Linked DNA regions of Homo sapiens: region 2 is linked to region 1. Evidence: chromatin contacts called from ENCODE Hi-C or POLR2A ChIA-PET data. All regions are on one chromosome and are shown on one strand. Each heading gives the region's core, a stretch centred on a gene start or an enhancer-like site at or near the end of the contact. The rest is flanking DNA. Distances are from core to core; before and after follow the strand shown.

The links. A loop is a pair of places that touch in the nucleus more often than their neighbours do. ChIA-PET counts read pairs that join two places held with the same protein, here RNA polymerase II (POLR2A). Pooled maps may share reads with other maps.
Region 2: a map of naive thymus-derived CD4-positive, alpha-beta T cell shows a loop between it and region 1 (14-fold over the local background). The contact joins the promoter of CCDC12 here to the promoter of SEC22C in region 1. A Hi-C loop is called at or near these places in 1 of 168 maps with a recorded cell type or tissue (naive thymus-derived CD4-positive, alpha-beta T cell) and 2 of 50 pooled maps. POLR2A ChIA-PET finds 5 or more read pairs at or near these places in 1 of 52 experiments (activated CD4-positive, alpha-beta T cell).

What each region holds. Positions count from the first base shown.
Region 1 is chr3:42,580,457-42,583,530 of GRCh38, forward strand. SEC22C (SEC22 homolog C, vesicle trafficking protein) reads right to left here and starts at 1,511. Exons shown (of 7, transcript NM_032970.4): 1 at 1,390-1,511. It also overlaps a transcript of SS18L2 not described here. RefSeq lists enhancers at 978-1,804, 1,797-1,926 and a silencer at 1,267-1,596.
Region 2 is chr3:46,975,449-46,978,540 of GRCh38, forward strand. CCDC12 (coiled-coil domain containing 12) reads right to left here and starts at 1,297. Exons shown (of 7, transcript NM_001277074.2): 1 at 1,189-1,297. The coding sequence starts at 1,284. RefSeq lists enhancers at 1-483, 484-1,185, 1,010-1,319, 1,889-2,589 and a silencer at 1,410-1,549.

The DNA.
Region 1 (3,074 bases), core at 261-2,760:
CTTGAGAACTGGTTACCAAATCTGTAGATTCTATTAAGGCTCCAAGTTGCTTGGGGATGGAGTGAAGAGGAGGGTAGAGGTCAGTTTCGTCATTTGTTAGGAACTAAGAGGGGTAGGGAACTAAACTTGATAGGACCTTTTACACTGATAATGTTATTAAATGCTTGTAACTATAAGGTAGACATAATCTATACCGGATAGGTGGGAAAACTGCAGCTGTAAGGCTCAAGAGGTAAAGCTAGATTCAACCCAGACTTCCTTACTTCAAATATTCTAAAGCCTAGGATCTTTCCACCACATCCTTCTTCTACAAATCCAACTTTGGGAATTACAGCTACTCCCTTTCTCTAAAATAATTTCTTCTCCTTAGAGCACTAATAAGCTAATCAGAGACCTGTTGGTAGAGGAAGGAGCCTGAGATTACACTTGTTACAACTGCTCTTTATCCACTGTATTACCTTGAAGTCAGGTTGTCCTCTCTATGATCATGTTACTTTTTGAATTTAGTTGATTTCTAAGTTATTCTAAGAATAAAAAACACTGACTCCAAGATGGCTTCTGTTGCAAATGCAAACACTTAAATCAGAGCTATTAACATTGTCCAAAATGTACTTTCCAGAGGAAACACTATTTGTTTATTTAATTCTATCTGGCAACGTTAAACCATTTCCAGTTGCTTCCATTTTTCATTTTACTAAAATTATCTTTAGTGGGATCAACTCTTCTCTGCAAAATGTAATTAAATATTACCCTATATGTTGGTTCTGAGCTGTATTTTTTTCTGACCATGTCACAAATTTCACCAATTACTTTTCACACTGGCAATAGTCTTCCGTGGCTTTTATTTCTACAAACCTAATTTTTCCCCGAGTGCTTTATCCTTCTGGCTCTGGAGGTACATGTGTAAATCTGTAATGAACACAAAACCTGTAATGGAACGTCCTACACCTAGTGCTCTGAAAAGTTGGTTCAGTGTATCCAATATTTAAAGTCTAATAACACGGGCATGCTAAGGGAAGTTTGCTATTCAGATTAAACAATGCTCTGACGTGAGCTTCGTGAATGGTTAAAGAAACAATCGTCCCCTTTCTCACTCCCCATCTCTTCCAACTGGGAGAAGCCCTTGGCGCCCATCTGTCAGCCCAGGGTTCCTGCAGGCGCGTGCCTTGGGTGGCCCCGGGGTCCGGGAACAGGCTGACGGGAGAAAGGGGACAGAGGACTCCAAGAAGCCCAGTGAAGCCCCGTGGGGAGCCCCATGGTCAAGGCCGGGACTGAGGGCCGGGTGGGCCCTGGGCCGCCTCCACCTCTGGGCCCGCCCTGCGCCACACCCTAACCCGCCTGCTCTTGGCTAACGGGCCGCGGCACCCGCCTCCGCCCGCCAGCCCTCACCTCGCCCGGACGGCGGCCTTCGGAAGTCGGCGCCTGCCAGCTACCCGCCGCCTCCTCAGCAATCTTAGCCGACCGGGAGGGCTCGGCCCAGGTCACCGGCAGCCCAGGCGCAGGTAGGCCGTGGTGCGCGTGCGCGAGTCTTGAGCCACCCCACCTCCCCCCTACCCCGCATTCGCTGCTGCTAAGCGACACCCGCACCCAAACCGACCAATCCCGGCGCGCCTCCACAGCCCCCGTCCCGGCGAAGGCGCGAACGTAGTGGTTCTTAAAGGGCTGCGACCCAAACGGAGAGGGAGTGTGACGGGGGCGCGCGCCTCCCAACTTTCTTCCCACCTCCCGGCTCTCACCGCGGCGGTTTGAGATCCAAGCCTGTAATTCTCACGTCCGGAGGTGAGAAGGAGCCTTCGTGATCTAAGCTCGATTCCTGCCGGGGTAGCAACCGGACTGACGTCTGGAGGCGGGGAGGCTCCGCGTGACAGAGTGATAACGCCCGGGGCGTATGTTCTGCGGTCCGCGCGGCTGGGCGGGAGGCCCGAGATAGGCAAACCAAAGAGCACAACCTACTGCCAGCCTGGATGGGGCGCCAAAGTCCGACCCAGGGGGACACACCCCAAGCTGGGGACCGAGGCACCCACAGATGGATGACTGGCTGGAAGGAGATTAGGTAGGTAGCAGAGTCCGTCCATTTATTCATTTAGCAAGTATTGAGCACCTGCTATGTGCCAGGGGTTGTGGACAAAGCGAGGAATTCCTGACACGAAAAACTATGTTAAGAGAGGAGGCAGGGTGAGAGCACCCTTCAAACAATCAAACACCTGTATAAATACAAACTGCTCTTCAGGGAGGAGCAGGGGTTTTGGGAGAATTTACAGAAGCTTCTAGGCTGGTGTTGGGAATCACAGGAGGCTAACTAGGCAAAGGGGAGAGGAAGTGTGTTTCAGATGGAGAGATTAGCATGTATATAAGAACTCTGTGGAAGGCAGCAGAGCTCCTTTGAGGGATGAAAAGAAACCCAGAAAGGGGGAAATGGAAAGTTAGTGCTTAATAGGTACAGAATTTCAGCTGGAGAAGATGAAACAGTTCTGGAAATGGATAGTAGTGATGATCACACAACAATGTGAATGTACCAAATGCCACAGATCTGCACACTTAAAAATGGTTATGTACATTTTACCACAAAAAGAAAAGAAACTCAGAGTTTAGAGAATAAAGGAGTGGAGTGAGATCCACTAGAGCGAATAGAAGGGGCAGGACCATGTAGGATTTTATGGACCATAGTGGAAAGTTTAGGACCATAGAACACTGGTCAAAATTGCATTTTATAAAACTCACTTTGGCTGCTAAAGTGCAGATCAAAATGGAGAAGTCTCAACAGAGCTATGGTGGGACTGGCCTGGGAGCCAGTGCAGTCATCTGGGCAAGAGAGAATGGAGCTGGAGTGTGGACTAGGGTGAGAGTGAAGAAAAAGAGATCTAAGAAGGCTGCAGAGAAATGTAGGAGCAAAATCAATAGGACTTGGTGATGAGTTGGATGTGAAGGGGCGATGAAGCAGCTTCAAGGATGATGCCACTGTTCAGCCTTGGATAAATGGATGGATGGTGCAGGGATTCACAGATATGGAGAACACTGGAAGAGGAGATAAGATTGATCTTGAGCTCCATCTTAGACAAGTTGAATTTGAGGCA
Region 2 (3,092 bases), core at 47-2,546, 4.4 Mb after region 1:
ATTACAGGCACCAGCCATTGTGCCCGGCCCTCGTTCCCAATTTCTAAGGCCCACCCTTAGTTAGAAATAAATCTTTTCTTTTTTTTTTTTTTTTTTTTTTGAGACGGAGTCTCGCTCTGTCGCCCAGGCTGGAGTGCAGTGGCAGGATCTCGGCTCACTGCAAGCTCCGCCTCCTGGGTTGACGCCATTCTCCTGCCTCAGCTTCCCAAGTAGCTGGGACCACAGGCACCCGCCACCACGCCCGGCTAATTTTTTTGTATTTTTAGTAGAGACAGAGTTTCACCGTGTTAGCCAGGATGGTCTCGATCTCCTAACCTCGTGATCCGCCCACCTCGGCCTCCCAAAGTACTGGGCGCGTGAGCCACCGCGCCCGGCTAAATCTTTTATTTTCGATTTTTTTTTTTTTTTTTTTTTTGAGACGGAGTCTCGCTCTGTTGCCCAGGCTGGAGTACAGTGGCGAGATCTCGGCTCACTACAACCTCTGCCTCCCAGGCTCAAGCGGTTCTCCTGCCATAGCCTCCCGAGAAGCTGGGATTACAGGCGCGCACCACCACGCCCGGCTAATTTTTGTATTTTTAGTAGAGGCGGGGTTTCACCATGTTACCCAGCCTGGTCTCGAACTACTAACCTCAAGTGATCCGCCTGCCTCGGCCTCCCAAAGCACTGGGATTACAGGCGTGAGCCACCGTGCCCGGCCTCTTTTTGATTTTTGCACGAAACGACTCCGGCTGTATACCCACTGCTGTCACTTGCTGCCCTGTCCAAGGAGTGCTGCCGGACTGGGGAGTCTGTCTGACTCAGAATCGAAGGCGGGGGTTAAAGACCAGCTAGGCCATAGAGGAACGGAACAAATCACGCCTAACCCAACAAGCATCTGAACCTACAGGCAGCCCTAGATACCTACACGAGCAACACCCGGGAAGCAGGAGTCAGATGGACTGCGGGTCGCTGACCACTGCCTTGCCCACCCCCGCGCATGCGCGACGACCGCACCAGCGCCAGAGGAGTCCCACGCCAAGCAGCCCCAGACATCGTGGGAGGGCGCCGTCTTCTCGCGCATGCGTTAGCGCCCGCGCATGCGCGCCCTCGGCAGCTGTCTTTCCTTATTAGCCCTTTGCTCTCCTCAAGCGCGACCCGGACCCCGAACGCTGGACGCCTCAACTGCGACCCTCACTCCACACTTCTCACCTTGCGCCCGGTTTTCTCCCGTAGGGCCTTCAGCCGTTCCTTTCGCCGCAACGCCTCTTCCTCTAGCCGGCCCACACCAGCCGTAGTTGCCTCCATCTTGCCCGCGTACGCCCCTCCTTTTCTCCCGTCTTGCATCGCGCAGGCCTAAGGAGAGTGGATAAATGTCTCGCGGCCAATCCAAGGACGAGAATGAGAGACTGGGAGGTCCTGAAAGCCAATCAATGCGGGGTTATTATGGGCGAGCCCTCCCCGCCTTGCCCCGCCCCGCCCCGCCCCGCCCTTATTCTTCCGGACAACTTGCCTAGTGGGTGGGGAGCCAGCAAAAAAAAAAAAGAAAAAAAAAAAAGCTAAGGCTCGATTTATCCAACGCTGATCAGTGAAAGAGCAGCAAGTGGAATTCAGACCTGAGAGAAGGAGAAAAGAGTGCGTCGATCGCTCCGGTTTTGCCCAAGTACTAACCACACTAATCACTCCATGCTGGCCTCTTGGAATGCCCTGACTCATCCTTGTCCACTTGACCTGACAAGGCTCGAATGCCTTCAAGAAACCTTCCCTGGGCCGGGCGCGGTGGCTCACGCCTGTAATCCCAGCACTTTGGGAGGCCGAGGAGGGCGGACCACGAGGTCAGGAGATGGAGACCATCCTGGCCAACATGGTGAAACTCCATCTCTACTAAAAATACAAAAATTAACTGGGCGTGGTGGCGCGTGCCTGTAATCCCAGCTACTCGGGAGGCTGAGGCAGGAGAATCGCTTGAACCAGAGAGGCGGAGGTTGCAGTGAGCCGAGATCGTGCCACTGCACTCCAGCCTGGCAGCAGAGCAAGACTCCGTCTCAAAAAAAAAAAAAAAAAAAAAAAAGCCTTCCCTGATCCTCCACTTCGATCCCACCCTAATACAAGGTATGACTTACACCTCTGCAGCTGTCAGTGGCTCCCCGGACTCACCTGACAAGCGCCCCTAAGCCCCTCTGTGACCACTCTCAGCTCAGACAAAGCCTGCACAGTGAGGGGGACCTGACTGTATGGCTGTTTCCCTCTGGACTCAAAGATGATCCCCTCTCATTCCCATCCCCTCCTGGAGCAGCAAAGTCCTCAGGGTCAAGTTACCTTTCCCGGGGAAGAGCAAACCCCAACCTGGGTCCAGTGGGCCTCAAGTACTGCCCCCAATCCCCAGCTTAGAAAGACTTGGGGTGGCCTCGACTGCAAGTCGCCACAAGATTCATGGCTACCCAGCAGAAGCTGCCAGAGTCTTCTTTCCTGCATGAACTAGAGTGTCCTGATAACCGCGAGACCACTTAGGCTGAAGTCAAGATATTCTTTCAGTATGTGGGGGTCCCCAAAGCCACACCCCCTCTCACTTGGGAATAGGAGACCATGCCGCCCCCTCTCCACCTCCACTGCCAGGGGACAACTAGCCTCTTAGGCTGTTCCCTCCCTGAGTCTTCCCTTCCCAAGCTGGCTACAGGTGGACATCCACTCTTCCCCTTCCAACTCCCTTCAGAGGCCCATGGGCCACAGACTGCAGATCTAGCCCTCCCTTCACTAACCCTCTTGTCCTCACTAACCTGGGTCTGTCTAAGCCTTCTTCCCTGTAGTGGATGGGTTGCTCTGCCAAGGCCTGGCATGCAGTTTGGAGGTGCTCAGGAAACCTCAGCTCAGAGCTATGATGGATGAAGCAGGACAAAAGGCCAGAGGTGAACCAAGAAGCTGGGAGAACAAAACAGGACAGGGTCTCTGTTGTCTTGGCCAACCAAGGTCTAGGAGTCTCCAGACTGGTCAACTCCTGGAACGAGTAGCACCCCTCTGGGCCCAGAAAACTTCTCCCCAGCCCCAACAAAGAGCCTGATCCCTGCCCAACACCAGGGGTTGGGTCCCTGCCACCATCACCCCGTGCCCCTTTCCCC